Linked DNA regions of Homo sapiens: region 1 is linked to region 2. A link is a loop called in an ENCODE intact Hi-C map of the cell type or tissue named here. Cell type or tissue: CD4-positive, alpha-beta T cell. All regions are shown on one strand.

Region 1 (8,000 bases), 64 kb after region 2:
CTCCTGCCTCAGCCTCCCAGGTAGCTGGGATTCCAATTTAAACAACAGAATAATATTTTCTAGATGACAAAATTATTCAAAATTTTATCGTAAGAACAATATAATCTCATTCCGGAAAAATACTGAAAAACACCATTCATAATCCTACCACTTTGTTAATATTAATATATATTAATAATATTTTTATTTCTTTACTTCCCTGTAGATCTTTCCATATGCCTAATACGTACATACAAGCAGGGGACACTCAACTTTGCTTTCTGGTACTAGCATATTAAAAGTACTCTTTAAATATATGTATTTTTTTTTTTTTTTTGAGACGGAGTCTCGCTCTGTCGCCCAGGCCGGACTGCGGACTGCAGTGGCGCAATCTCGGCTCACTGCAAGCTCCGCCTCCCGGGTTCACGCCATTCTCCTGCCTCAGCCTCCCGAGTAGCTGGGACTACAGGCGCCCGCCACCGCGCCCGGCTAATTTTTTGTATTTTTAGTAGAGACGGGGTTTCACCTTGTTAGCCAGGATGGTCTCGATCTCCTGACCTCATGATCCACCCGCCTCGGCCTCCCAAAGTGCTGGGATTACAGGCGTGAGCCACCGCGCCCAGCCTAAATATATGTATTTTTGAAACAGAGTCTCACTCTGTCGTCCAGGCTGGAGCACAGTGGTGTGATCTCGGCTCACTGTAACCTCTGTTGCCTGGCTTCAAGTGATTCTTCTGCCTCAGCCTCCCAAGTAGCTGGGATTATAGATGCATGCCACCACGCCCGGCTAATTTTTGTATTTTTAGTAGAGATGGGGTTTCACCATGTTGGCCAGGCTGGTCTCGAACTGCTGACCTCAAGTGATCTGCCCACCTCAGCCTCCCAAAGTGCTGGGAATTACAGGCGTGAGCCACTGCACCTGGCCAGAAGTACTCTTTAAATCCTTTTGACAACAGGAGCTCTTATTTGGCTTATTTACATTGGTCTTAATAAGCCTTAAAGTTTTAAAATTCTCGAGCCAGTGCGGTGGTTCACATCTGTACTCCCAGCACTTTGGGGGGCCAAAGCAGGCAGATCACTTGAGATCAGGAGTTTGAGACCAGCCTGGCCAACATGGTGAAACCCCATCTCTAGCAAATACAAAAATTATCCGGGCATGGTGGCATGCACCTGTAATCCCAGGTAGTCTGGAGGCTGAGGCATGGGAATGTTGAACCCGGGAGGTGGAGGCTGTAGTGAGCTGAGATCGCACCACTGCACTCCAGCCTGGGTTGACAGAGCAAGGCTCTGTCTCAAAAAAAAAAAAAAAAAAAAAATTCTCAAACACCAAAGAACAAGTATGCCCAAGATCTCATGGTACTGCGATAAAAACATCCAGAATCTCTTCTATGGAATTAGATGAAAAATAAGTGAGAAAAACATCTTTCCAGATATTATTCATCTTGTCCTCATGGAGAGAAGACTGCAACATGACCTTCAGTCAGTTCCTAACAGCCAGAAAAAACAATATTTGAAATATGACTTTGATCTGTGTTGACCATAGCCAAAGATCTTTCATATGGAGACCTATCTTCTTGGATTGCATCCTGCATTAAAATCTGAGTATAATCATATTGTGGGCTGGGCTGGGCAGGGTGGCTCACACCTGTCATCCCAGCACTTTGGGAGGCTGAAGCAGGCAGGCAGATTGCTTGAGCCCAGGAGTTTGAGAACAGCCTGGGCAACATAGTGAGACCCTGTCTCTACTAGAAATATAAAAATTAGCCGGGCATGGTGGCACCACATGTGTAGTCCCAGCTACTCAGGAGGTTGAAGTAGGAGGATCACCTAAGCCCAGGAAGTAGAGGCTGTAGTAAGGCGTGATCGTGCCACCGCATTTCAGTGTGGGCAACGGGAGTGAGACTGTCTCAGAAAAAAAAATCACATTGCAGAAAAGCACTTGGAGATTTATAATCCTGAACATCTTCTTATGTAATGAAATCTGTGAAGGGTAAATACATTGATCAGGATGTTCACTCCCACTCAAATATCAAAAATTAAGAATATATATATTTTTAAAAGGCCAGGTGCAGTGGCTTATGCCTGTAATCCCAACACTCTGGGAGGCTGAGGCGGGTGGATCACCTGAGTTCAGGAGCTTGAGACCAGCCTGGCCAACATGGTGAAACTCCATCTCTACTAAAAACACAAAAAATTAGCTGGGTGTGGTGGCAGATGCCTGTAATCCCAGCTACTTGGGAAGTTGAGGCAGGAGAATTGCTTGAACTCAGGAGGCAGAGATTGCAGTGAGCCGAGATCATGCCATTGCACTCCAGCCTGGGAAACAAGAATGAAACTCCATCTCAAAGGAAAAAAGAAGAGGCCAGGTGTGGTGGCTCATCCTTGAACCCAGGAGGTGGAGGTTGCAGTGAGCCATGATTTCACCACTGCACTCCAGCCCGGGTGACAGTGTGAGACTCTGTCTCAAAAAAAAAAAATCACAAGTTGAGGCTGGGCACAGTGGCTCCTACCTGTAATCCCAGCACTTTGGTGGAGGATCACGTGAGGCCAGGAGTTTGAGACCAGCTTGGGCTACATAGCAAGGCCCTGTTTCTTTTTTTTTTTTTAATTTTATTTTTATTTAACTTTTTCCCCTTTTTTTCCTATTATTTATTTTTCGTTTTTTTAAATCACAAGTTGATGTCTGAATCATTGGAAGGTGCCTTTTCCCACTGTTATTATTTTTAATTATGGCATGCTATCCTTAATTTTTTAAATTAATAGACCTTCTAGTTTGAGACATCATTCAAAAAGTAGACAAAGCCAGGCATGGTAGGGCATGTGCCTATAGTCCCAGCTACTAAGGAGGCTGAGGCAGGAGGATCGCTTGAGCCTGGGAGCTCAACACTGCAGTGGCCTATGATCACACCATGCACTCCATCCTGGGCAACAGAGCCAGACCATGTCTCTGAAGATGAATAAATGAATAAAACAAAATAAAACATTTCTAAAAATAAAACAAAATCAAAGAGTAGACAGGAAGTCCTGAATTCCATCCACCTTAGATCTGATACCACATACAAAATCAAGCTAGGCTGTGCTCGTGTTTCCCAGTGGTAAAGCAGCTCATGCAGTTCTAAGGCTACCAAGTTACTTATGGGATAGGATTCTCCCAGCCTCCAAGACAAATGACAGAGCTTCCTATCTACTGTTTCCCAGGCTCTGATGTTCAGGTGGCCTGGATTGCTGGGTAAAACAGACTGTTTTAATAATCAGTGGGCTTTCTTAGACTCCGACTTAGAGCCTGAATTTAAATTCCTAATCTAATTTAAATACTACCAATAAGTAGCATTTACACACATTTGCTTTTAAGCCCATACACTAATTCTGATGTGCACTGAAAGCATGATATGCTTAGTTACTTCTGATTTTGAAAATTAATTTGAAGTTTAAAGTATTTTTATTAGTTTTTGAAACTAATATTAGACAATAACCAGCAAATGATATGATTCCATTCCATTATACACAAAACCAACCAACTACACCAAAAAAGACAAAAACAAAACCAACAAACATAGCCCTTTCTTGTTTAACTGCATTTTGTTCAATGTTTTAAGCTCTAGAAGGGGAATCTTTGAGTTAATCAGGTAGGACCCTCATTTTGCAAATGAGAGACATGAGGCACAAGTAGGTCAATGACTTATTGAGGTACTTGGAGAGCGAGGCAGTGTCCTCTGCCCATCGCAGCTGGCCAGGCCTTGCAGGAGGAGACACACCCAAAAGAAATGTAGAGGCCAGTTCTACCACATTCATTTCACGCCCTGGGGCTCGCACCCTTAAAAAGCATTCATTGCAGAACAGAGAAGTACATTTTGAACAGGAGTAGAGTAGTTAAACATGTACCAATGTGCACATTAAAAAGCAAAATAAAATGCAGCATTGTCAGAGTCCTCATGGAAACTAGAACTCTCTTTAACCAAAACTACTTTTTAGTCATTCAGTATCACATATCTTTTATGTTGCTTACGGTAAACGTCAGGTAAATCATGATATTTATGCTTTAATTTTATTTACCAAAAATATTTTTTTCCTTATGGGATTTAAAAGCACATATTCTTAGCTTGTGCACAATAGCTCATGCCTGTAATCCCAGAACTTTGGGAGACAGAGCTGGGAGGATCACTTGAACCCAGGAGTTCAAGATAGCCTGGGCAACATAGGGAAACCCCATATCTACACAAAATTTTTAAAATAAATTAGCTGGGTGTGGTGGCATGCACCTGTAGTGCCAGCTACTCGAGAGACTAAAGTGGAAGAATCACTGGAGCCCAGGAATTCAAGGCTGCACCGAGTCATGATCTTGCCACTGTACTCCAGCCTGGGTGACAGAGCGAGACTCCGTCTCAAAAAAAAAAAAAAAAAAAAAAAAAAGCAGCTAGGCGTGGTGGCTCATGCTGGTTATCCCAGCACTTTGGGAGGCCGAGGCTAGTGGATTGCTTGAGCTCAGATGTTCAAGACAAGCCTGGGCAACATGGTGAAACCCCATCTCTACAAAAAAAAAAAAAAAAATTAGCTGGGCGCCTGTAATCCCAGCTACTTGGGAGGCTGAGGCAGGAGGATCACTTAAGCCCAGGAAGTGGAGGCTGCAGTGATCCAAAGTTGTGCCACTGCACTCCAGCGTGGGTGACAGAGCCAGACCTTGTCTCAAAAAAAAAAAAAAAAAAAAAAAAAAAAAAGAAAAGAAAAGAAAAAAAGCATATGTTCTTAGAATACATAAAAATAATTTGCCAGGCATTTTTTTCTCCTACAAATATTATTTTTACTAATAACAAAAGCCCAGATCACATTCTTCTGAAATCAAAGTTTCCATGATAAAAGCCTTGACATTCCAAGTTTTTGTCTTTTCAGTGTCAGCTAACACAGTTTGAATTTTTTGTTTTTTTTTCCTACACTTGTATCATAGTTTAAGGTCATACTAAATGTTCACAGAAAATTAATGACTTATGCATCAAACATCTCAATTTAATCAGGCTTCTATTAGAAAGCAATCTCTTGCATTACATATAAAAATGAGAGCAGAGATACTAGTTAGAGAGCAGCCTATTGCACAAGGCAGAAAGTGATTTTGCTTGTCGTATAGCAGAAGTTCTATTAGGCAATGTCATAACTCCAAATAATACCAAATACCCCTAATACTTAAAATTTTCAAACTCAAAGAGCTGTTTATGTTAATAGGTCCAACAGGGTGAGTATATTTATTGTAATTCAGCTTTTTTTTTTTTTGCAATATTTTATCACTAATTTCAGCGAGCAGAAGACCTTCAGAATCAAGTACACATCTGATCCACATATAACTAAATACCCAAAGATCAGCCAAGTGGGTAGAAAGAGTGACAACAACAAAAACTTGTTTATCCTGCCGGGCATGGTGGTGCAAGCTTGTAGTCCCAGCAATTCAGGAGGCTGAGGAAGGAGGATCGCTTGGGCCCAGGAGTTTGAAGTTGCAATGAGCTACAATTGCACCACTGCACTCCAGCCTGGGTGACAGATTGAGACCCTGTCTCAAAAAGAAAAACCTTGTTTTTCCCACTGCCCTCAGTGAAACACACATCTGATGGGTTGTTTCAACAATAGGTTCTGCTAAACCATTTTAAAAAAAAAAATTCATAACCCGAAACACCTTGATAAGAACAAAGGTTCCCAGTCTTAGAAACAGTAGAATACCTTTAGGACTTCATTTTTAGATACATTTTCTTTTCTTTCTTTTTTTTTTTTGAGACAGAGTCTTGCTCTGTTGCCCAGGCTGGAGTGCAGTGGCACAATCTTGCTCATTGCAACCTCCACCTCCTGCATTCAAGCGACTCTCTTGCCTTAACCTCCTGAGTAGCTGGGACTATAGGCATGTGCCACCATGCCCGGCTAATTTTTATATTTTTTAGTAGAGATCGGGTTTCGCTATGTTGGCCAGGCTGGTCTCGAACTCCTGGCCTCAGGTGATCCACCTGCCTCAGCTTCCCAAAGTGCTGGGATTACAGGCTTGAGCCACTGTGCTGGCCTAGGTATATTTTCCAACACAGGGTAATGAAATGTCCCAGCCTTCTCTTGCCAGAGATGAGACTCTGGGGAAGGTAACGAGAGAGTCCATATGTGGGAGGAGTGGCTTAAAAACGTTCTATGTCATTTTCAAAGGCACTCTGGGCAACCAGGTGCAAAAGAATTTGAAGTGGCCCCTATTCAGATTCACCCACACTGGGTGAAGCAAGAGGTTCTTGTTATTAGTAATTGTCAGCTAAGCATGGTGGTTCACGCCTATAAATCTCAGGGTTTTGGGAGGCTGAAGTGGGAGGACTGCTTGAGCCCAGGTGTTTGAGACCAGCCTGGGCAACATAGTGAAGGCTCCATTTGTACAAGAACTAAAAAATAAAAATATTTTAAAAATTTGCAGGGTGTGATGGTGCACGCCTGTAGTCCCAGACAGGAGGCTGAGACAGGAGGATCTCTCAAGCGCAAGAGTTTGAGGCTTCAGTGAGCTATGATTGTGACACTGTACTCTAGCCCCGGTAACATAGAGACCCAGTATCTTAAAAAAAAAAAAAAAAAAAAAAAGTAATTGCAAAACATTTAATCAGCTTAAGACCTTGTGGGTCTTTTAAAAGCATGATCACAGACACAAACACAGATCCTACATTTGCCCTATCTGAGCTGCTGGAATCTCTTGGTCCTCCTGAGGAATAGTGGGGGGTTGGGGGGAGAGTGAATCTTAAGTCTGGGTGTCCTGACAGCATCCCTTCTGCTATCCACCTCTGCCCCTTGGTCCTCCAAGCGGCCCATGTGAAAAATGGCCAATTCCTTTCCCCTGGTCACCCCTGTTCTCACTTCTGGGGTAAAAAAGAATTAAAAAAAAAATCCTTGTCAGTTTTCAGCCAAAGTCTCTGGAATTTATTGCAAATTACCTTTAGAAAGTTAAATGTGGCCTGGCGAGGTGGCTCACGCCTGTAATCCCAGCACTTTGGGAGGCTGACGTGGGCAGATCACCTGAGTTCAGGAGTTCAAGACCAGCCTGGCCAACATAGTGAAACCCCATCTCTACCAAAAATACAAAAATTAGCCGGGCATGGTGGCAATCGCCTGTAATCCCAGCTACTCGGGAGGCTGAGGCAGGAGAACTGCTTGAACCCAGGAGGCAGAGGTTGCAGTGAGCCCAGATCACGCCACTGCACTCCAGTCCGGGCAACAAGAGTAAAATTCCATCTCAAAAAAAAAAAAAAAAAAGAAAAAGAAAAGAAAGTTAAATGCATCTGTTTTTACAGCCTAACTTACCCAAGAATGGGACAGAGCTCTCTCTGGACCACAGGCAGGATTTGGCAGCACTGCTCAGGCAGATGTCATCCTGGGACCAAGGACCAAGCATTTTCTTACTTGTTGATCAAAAGAATTAAAGGCCACTTAACATTCTGTCATTTACACTTGTGTGGCTACTCAAGAATATAGATTTTATTTTGCAGTGAAATTATAGAAAAAAATAAAGAATATTGATTTTAGACTGAGCATAGTAGCTTATGCCTGTAGTCCCAGTACTTTGGGAGGCCTAGGTGGGAGGACCACTTGAGGCCAGGAGTTTGAGACCAGCCTGGGCAACATAGCCCAACTCTGTCTCTACAAAAAATTAGTTGAGTGCCGTGATGCACACCTTTAGTCCCAGCTACTTGGGAGGGTGAGGTGGGAGGAGAGCTTGAGCCCAGGAGTTCAAGGCTGTGGTTTGCTGATTGCGCCCCTGCACTCCAGCCTGGGCGACACCACAAGATCCTATCTCTAAAGAAAAATAAAAATAAATAAATAAATTAACTGCCTTAAAAACATTAGCCAGGTGCGGTGGCACACACCTGTAGTTCCAGCTACTCAGGAGGCTGAAGTAGGAGGATAGTTTGAGCCCGAGATTTGGAGGCTGCAGTGAGCCACAATCACACCATTGCACTCCAGCCTGGGTGACAGAGGGAGACCCTGTCTCAAAAAAGAAAAAAGTGGGGGGGGGGGAAGACTAT
Region 2 (8,000 bases):
GGAGCTGTCACAGGCCAGAGGAGGGGAAGGAGACATGACAAACAGGCGCAGTGGGAGGTGCTGGAGCAGATCCTACATCAGAAAAAGGAAATCAGCCGGGAAACTGTCAACATTCACCTGCCTGCAGGTTTTCAGTGGTATTTTATCAATGTTACTTTTCTGGTTTTAAAAACTGTACTGTGGTTTTGTGCTATGTTAACATCAGGACAACCTGGGCAAAGCATATCCCAAAATTTCTGCACTATTTCTGCATCTCTTCTGTAAGTCTATTTCAAAATACAATTTTTAAAAAATCCATGGTTAAGGTACCCTCCATGGGCTCTGAGCAGCCCTGGATGTGTGCCCCTTCTGTCCACCTCTGCCTGGTGCTGAGGTGTGCCCTGAGCCATCCTTCAGAAAGGGCAGAGGCCAAAATGCTAGCAGCTGGCACCTGGCAGAGGTAGGGGCCACTCACATATGATGTCCGCTTTCTTTCTGCTTGTGATCTGAATTATTTACAGCAAGCACGTTACATACAGTGAGAAAGTCTAGGGGGAAAGGCAGTGAACTAACGCTACAGCAAATTAGTATATTTATAAAAATCATGTTCCCTGAGAAGAAAACAACATTTCATGCTCATCACTATAGGAATAATTTCTTGACCATGTTTAAATAAAATGCCAAAGTCATTTTTTAAAGTAATCAAAAGAAGAAAACACAGACCTGGCTAACTTCGGGTCTAAGATAGACCTTAAGAGATTAAGACAATTTCTATGCTGTACGAACTACAGTGTTTTTCTTGGCATTTATTCTGTTTTATTAAAGTAAAATTTAAAATGATGAAATATTATAAAAATACAATTCTTTCACTTACTTTTTCATCTTTTATAGTTACATAAAGGTAAACCTCAAATGTATCTTCTTCCACAGCACATAATCTGGCTTCCACCTGGGTAGTTGCTAAATAGCATAAATGAAAACACAAATCAGCTGATGTTAAAAGTATATTTGAAACAATCATGACGATTTCCCACCTAGTAACCTCTGCTAACCACTTAAGAGTGCCCAAATGTCTTCCTCGGGCAGGACCAGGGGGAGCATGTTAGGAAAAGGCACTCCTGATTGTGGAGTGGATTATGGGTCCTGTCCCTGTCAACAGGTTCCTGTGCCACCCTGTGGTCCTCTCTTCTCCATGCCTCCCAAACCCAGATTTCCAGTCCCAGGCCTTCATCTGAGGTCCATTCTACCCTGCAAAGCCCCACGGAGTGCAGCACCCGGCTACTCCCTTAGAGACTCAAAACCCCGCAGCAGCAGCATCACTGCCACCTACCAGGTGCTGTGCTAAGTCCTTTAGAAACCTTCTTTCGCTGAGTTCTTACCACTACCTTCAAGGTTAAGTACAGTGGTCATGTCACAGGTGAGGAGACCAGGCTCAGAGGCTAAGTCACTTGCCTGAGCCACTGAGGACTAAGTGGCCGGCCTCCTCCAGACCCGCATTCTCATCTCCCAGCAGCCCCCATGGCTCACAGGGGCCAAAACTCCAGTCACAGTGACCTCCCAGCCTCCCACTGCTCCCAGGTCAAAGGGTCTGGCTCCTCCTCTACCCAGATGATGACACAGCACAGGAGTGGGGCCAGGACCCAACGAGGCACCAGGCAGCACCCCAGGTGTTTCCCATCCACCAACCCTATCACTAAAACCAGGTATCTGACTGCCAGAGGTTAAGACAGATCCCACAAAAGACACTGTTTATAGTCACTGATATAAAATAAAAAGAACAGCTGAAGACATTTTATGCATCTTAAATTAGAAGTAATGAATATTACACAATAAATATCCATTTACTATCTCTTGCTCACTAAAAATGCTAGGTTTTTCATCAATTGCTGGTACAATAAAATCCACATGAATTTATTTTGCAGCGCCGCAGCTTTTATGCAAACGAAGAGGCAGGTATTATTACTGTGTAAGGGTTCCCCTGCACAAACAGCCCCCTGCTGATCTCAGCTGTCAATTACTGACATCCACTGCCACTAGGGGTGCAGAGTTACTGTGGCACTTGAGCTGGAGGAAGCCCCAGGTAGCTTAGGGAACTCCTCTGAGGAGGGCCGTTTGGCCAACAGGGGCATCTCCAACCCCCGCCAGCAGCAGAAGCTGAGGCCTCTGTGGGTGTCACTTCCAGGCAGGCTGCAGTGATCAGGCACTGGCTTACCTTTCAGAAGGTTCTGAAAGTACTGAATAGCTGCATTGTCCCACTTCTTGGCAGGTCTGGAACAGTGAACAGATGCAACTCCATTACATAAAAATCTGAGGCTAGCACACCAACAGCATTTTGTAAACCATGCACTGGACATTTCTCACACTACATATGGAACACGTGATGCAGATGATGGGGCACCTGGCACTGGCCCTGCTCTGGGGGTGAGGATCCCACTGCATCCTGCAACACGCTCGTCTCAACACTGTCACCTGCACCGGTGCAGACTCATAGCACAGAGGCCCCACTGAGACCAACCTGTGCTCACCACTGCACTGTCTGTCACACCACCACCATCCCCAGACAAATCAGTCTCCTCAACCAGAACACAAGCTCCTGGGACAGGGATCCTGAGTGTGGGGTGTCTAACACAGTCTGGCACAGAGAGGGCGCGACACATGCTGGTACACCGACACCCTCACAGGCAGTCATGGGAGAGCCAGATACTATCTTTGTTTCATTTTGTTTTTTTGAGACAGGGTCTCTCTCTGTTATCCAGGCTGGAGTGCAGTGGCATGAACACAGCTCATTGCAGCCTTGAACTCCTGGGCTCAAGGGATCCTCTCATCTCAGCCTCCTGAGTAGCTAGGACTACAGGTGTGCCCCACCACACTCAGCGATTAAAAAAAATTTTTTTTTTAATAGAGAGAGGGTCTAGCTATGTTGCTCAGGCTGGTCTCAAACTCCTGGGCTCAAGTGATTCTCCTGCCTTGGCCTCCCAAAGTGCTGGGATTACAGGCGTGAGCTAACGCACTGGGTCTCGGCTACTATAAAACTACTGTTCCTCACTCTGCTGACCCTAGCGCCCTCTCACTGGCTCCCATTTTACCCCTGTCATCTTGTCCTTTCTACATCTTTCTTATGCTTTGCAAAGAAAATTGTAGGAAAAGCTGTAGGCAGTGGGGAAAGAGGAGAAACTTGGAAGCAAGGAAAAAAATAAAATGTCAGGTCAGAATGATGTTCTATGTTTCTTCTGATTTTATGTACCAGAGATGCCACCACCATCCTCCAAGAATTCTTTTAAAGATCAAATGAGATAATGTACATAGAACACTTAGCCCAGTGCCTGGACATAATCATTACTCAAAAATGTTGGTTATTTTTATTCTTATAAGAAAGATATTAAACAATTCAAGAGAATTACAAAGGATTTCTAAAAGGCAGTAAAGGCAGTGGTTCTAAAACCTTGTTACACACAAAGAATTACCTAATAATTAGCTTTTTTAAAAAAGAAAAATGTAGTAGATTACTAATAATGAAAAGGCAAACAACCCAAGAGAAAACCCAATCTAACATATGAACAAGTAAATCAGCCAGTCTCTCCCTCTCTCACACAGAATAACCACATGAGTCAGTCTCTCTCCCCCTCTCTCACACACACAGAATAACCCCATCAGCCAGTCACTCTCCCTCTCTCACACACACAGAATAACCACCTCAGCCAGTCTCTCCCCTCCTCTCTCACAGAATAACCACCTCAGCCAGTCTCTCCCCTCCTCTCTCTCACAGAATAACCACCTCAGCCAGTCTCTCCCCCTCTCTCTCTCTCACAGAATAGCCACATCAGCCAGTCTCTCCCTCTCTCTCTCTCTCTCTCACACACACACACACAGAATAACCACATCAGCCAGTCTCTCTCCTTCTCTCACACACACAGGATAACCACATCAGCCAGTCTCTCTCCCCGTCTCTCTCACACACAGAATAACCACATCAGCCAGTCTCTCTCCCCGTCTCTCTCACACACAGAATAACCACATCAGCCAGTCTCTCTCCCCCTCTCTGTCACACACAGAATAACCACATCAGCCAGTCTCTCTCCCCCTCTGTCACACACAGAATAACCACATCAGCCAGACTCTCTCTCTCACACACACAGAATAACCACATCAGCCAGACTCTCTCTCTCTCACACACACAGAATAACCACATCAGCCAGTCTCTCTCCCCGTCTCTGTCACACACAGAATAACCACATCAGCCAGTCTCTCTCCCCCTCTCTGTCACACACAGAATAACCACATCAGCCAGTCTCTCTCCCCCTCTCTGTCACACACAGAATAACCACATCAGCCAGTCTCTCTCCCCCTCTCTGTCACACACAGAATAACCACATCAGCCAGTCTCTCTCCCCCTCTCTGTCACACACAGAATAACCACATCAGCCAGTCTCTCTCCCCCTCTGTCACACACAGAATAACCACATCAGCCAGACTCTCTCTCTCTCACACACACAGAATAACCACATCAGCCAGACTCTCTCTCTCTCTCACACACAGAATAACCACATCAGCCAGTCTCCCCGTCTCTCTCACACACAGAATAACCACTTCAGCCAGTCTCTCTCCCCGTCTCTCTCACACAGAATAACCACATCAGCCAGTCTCTCTCCCCCTCTGTCACACACAGAATAACCACATCAGCCAGACTCTCTCTCTCACACACACAGAATAACCACATCAGCCAGTCTCTCTCCTTCTCTCTCTCACACACACACACACACAGAATGACCACATCAGCCAGTCTCTCTCTCTCTCACACACACACACAGAATAACCACATCAGCCAGTCTCTCTCCCACTCTCTGTCACACACAGAATAACCACATCAGCCAGACTCTCTCTCTCACACACACAGAATAACCACATCAGCCAGTCTCTCTCCTTCTCTCTCACACACACACACACACACACACAGAATGACATCAGCCAGTCTCTCTCTCTCACACACACACAGAATAACCACATCAGCCAGTCTCTCTCCCACTCTCTGTCACACACAGAATAACCACATCAGCCAGTCTCTCCCTCTCTCTCACACACACAGAATAACCACATCAGCCATTCTCTCTCTCTCCCTCTTTCACACATACACAATAATCACATGAATACATGTGACAGCTTTGCAAGTCAGAAAAATAAAAATACCATTTTTACTGAGCAAACAAGCAGAAATTAGAAAGTCTAACGATATTCAATATTGTGTGGGAATAACAGTGCTTTCCATACCCCAATGATGGCAGTATAAATTGCTAGTCTTTTTGAAGGGGAATTTGACAAAATCTGTAAAACTGTAATACACACGTTAAAAGGGTGTTCTGCATAAAACACAAACACAAAGGCATCAGATGTCAAAGAAGGTGACCAAACCCCAGTAGGCCCTTCCCTGGGGGCATCCTAGGTTGGGTGGGGAAGGGCCCGGAAGCCCACATTTGTTCTGGGAAGAGCCCATGCAGAGAAGGTCAAGAAAGACAGGACCAACTGCCTCTGAGGGGAGCTGGGTTGCACACACAGGGGCCCCAATCATGCCTGAAGGGTGGGCAGTGGGCCGCTCTGAAAGAGGGCAGTACAGGGGGCAGGGGCTGCTGTGTGCAGCAAATCCCACTCCCAGAGCCTTCGGTGAGTAGTGGGGGGGGCTGGCTGGAGGGCGGCCTGGTAGGGCGCATTGGCCTCAGCAGGGACTTATCCTCACATCAGTGTAGATGCCACGCCAGCCGCAAGAGTGATGCACTCACCACCACAAGGAAACTGTGGGGGCTGGGGTGAGTGGAGAATGGGAAGGTCACCAAACAGCCCATGAAGGCAGCTTCTGAGTTCAGAGTACACAGTGCAACATGGCATGCCAGTGGAGTCAGAACTGGACTGCTCCCTGTGGCTTTTCCTTCCATAATGCCATCGTCCCGGGAAGGGAGAAGAGGAGGAGCACCGGGTGGGAGGATGGGGCTGATGTCTCTACAGACCACAGGAGGCAGAAGTCAGGCCACTCGGTAGTGCTCATTCAAGACAGCAGACATGGCGCCCGCACCCGAGAGGGAACTGCCCAGGGCAGGGATCTGTCCTGTACAAACACTAGCGATGCAGTCAAACACTAGAAAAAGGGAGCAAAGATGGGGTGCGGGGCACACGTATATATATATGCCTCTACGTCTGTGTATTTTATACAGATTTATCTATATTCTTTTGTTTTTTTTTTTTTTTTTTTTTTTTTGAGACGGAGTCTCACTCTGTCACCCAGGTTGGAGTGCAGTGGCGCAATCTTGGCTCACTGCAACCTCCACCTCCTGGGTTCAAGCGATTCTCTTGCCTCAGTCTCCCGAGTAGCTGGGATTACAGGCGCGTACCACTGCGCCTGGCTAATTTTTGTGTTTTTAGTAGAGATGGGTTTCACCATGTTGGCCAGGCTGGTCTCGAACTCCTGACCTCAAGTGATCCGCCTGCCTCAGCCTCCCAAAGTGCTGGGCTTACAGGCATGAGCCACCAGGCCCGGTCAGATTCATCCATATACTTACGGGACTGTACTGTGCAAATGGTTTGGAAACAACCTAGTGGCTACACAGAGGGGAATGATTAAATACAGCAAGTATGTCAATCACATCCACCCACGAAAAAGACTAAAAGTAGAAAGAAGAGATACGTATGTTGACAAAGAGTTTCAACATACTTTTTTTTTTTTTTTTTTGAGATGGAGTTTCACTCTTGTTGCCCAGGCTGGAGTGCAGTGGTGCGATTTCGGCTCACTGAAACCTCTGCCTCCCGGGTTCAAGCAATTCTCCTGCCTCAGCCTCCTGAGTAGCTGGGATTACAGATGCCTACCACCACGCCAGGCTAATTTTGTATTTTTAGTAGAGACAGGGTTTTGCCATGTTGGTCAGGCTGGTCTTGAACTCCTGACCTCAGGTGATTCCCATGCCTTGGCCTCCCAAAGTGCTGGAATTACAGGTGTAAGCCACCGCGCCTGGCCTCAACACATATTCTTAAGTTAATTCTGCAAATAGGACAGTATGTTCTAATTTTCGTTAAAAGCTCCACATAGATAAGTGTGTGTAAAAGCACTGACAAAGGCCTGCAAGTTCAGAGCTGGAAAAGATCACAGAGGCCTCCCAGGAGGAAAGATGTGGGCCTGGAGAAAATTGCAATGGACTCTTTTATAATGCTCCATGGGCCCAGCACAGTGGTTCATGCCTGGAATCCCAGCACTTTGGGAGGCCAAGGTGAGAGGATCGCTTAAGCCCAGAAGTTTGAAACTAGCCTGGGCAAGATAGTGAGACCCTATCTCAAAAAAAGAAAGCAAGAAGGGAGCAGGGGAGGAGAGCGGAGGGGCGGTGGGGAGAGGGAGTGGGGGAGGGGAGGGGAGGGGAGTTAGCTGGGTATGGTGGCATGTGCCTGTAGTCCCAGCTATTTGGGAGGCTGAGGTAGGAGGATTGCTGGAACCCAGGAGGGTGAAGCTGCAATGAGCCATGATCATGCAACTGCACTACAGCCCGGGCAAAAGGGTGAGACCGTGCGCGCGTGCGCGTGTACACATGTATAATACTCCATGATCCTATGTTTTATGAATATTTTTCTTTACAGTTAATTTATTACTTTTTGTAAGTTTGAAACAAAGGCAAGAAGCACAGAGCTCAGGCCCTGCTCCAAACCCCCTCAACCACAGCCAGGTCAGACAAACACTGACTCAGAAGCCCCTCCTGAAGAACAGAGACCTCCTGCTCAGCACTTCTACAGAGGAACTGACTTCATACAAAGATCGTGCACTTGATAGAAGGCTTTTACTAATGATTCGAAGGACTTAAGAAACTGTACTTACACAATGTCAGTACTGTCTCGGCAGAAGTCAATGTGTAATGTGACAGGCTTTGTGCAGTACAGGCTGAATTTTTTTGCTCTATAGGGAAGCTGCATAAACGATTCTACTACAACTCGGATGCTAAAAAGTAAAACAGAAACAGCTCCATTATATAGAAAATTATATATAACATACTCCG

Evidence for each region. Hi-C counts contacts between places; a loop is a spot of excess contacts. Peaks named below come from ENCODE experiments on the same cell type or tissue, not always from the same donor. Only the 100,000 strongest peaks of a DNase experiment are listed, where the experiment ranks them.
Region 1: it touches region 2 in a loop (2.6-fold over the local background); 7 of 110 quality-filtered maps call a loop at or near these places.

What each region holds. Positions count from the first base shown.
Region 1 is chr19:32,678,259-32,686,258 of GRCh38, reverse strand. RGS9BP (regulator of G protein signaling 9 binding protein) reads right to left here. Exons shown (of 1, transcript NM_207391.3): 1 at 7,959-8,000. Among named protein-coding and RNA genes, the nearest start is that of RGS9BP, 6.4 kb to the right of the region's middle. In CD4-positive, alpha-beta T cell, no CTCF peak of the experiment used is centred here; no DNase peak of the experiment used is centred here; H3K27me3 peaks cover 896 bases.
Region 2 is chr19:32,742,723-32,750,722 of GRCh38, reverse strand. TDRD12 (tudor domain containing 12) reads right to left here. Exons shown (of 33, transcript NM_001366102.1): 4 at 7,823-7,942; 5 at 2,192-2,247; 6 at 854-939. Among named protein-coding and RNA genes, the nearest start is that of TDRD12, 27 kb to the right of the region's middle. RefSeq lists an enhancer at 2,171-2,250. In CD4-positive, alpha-beta T cell, a CTCF peak has its summit at 2,148; DNase peaks (open chromatin) are centred at 2,022, 3,752, 4,562 and 4,972.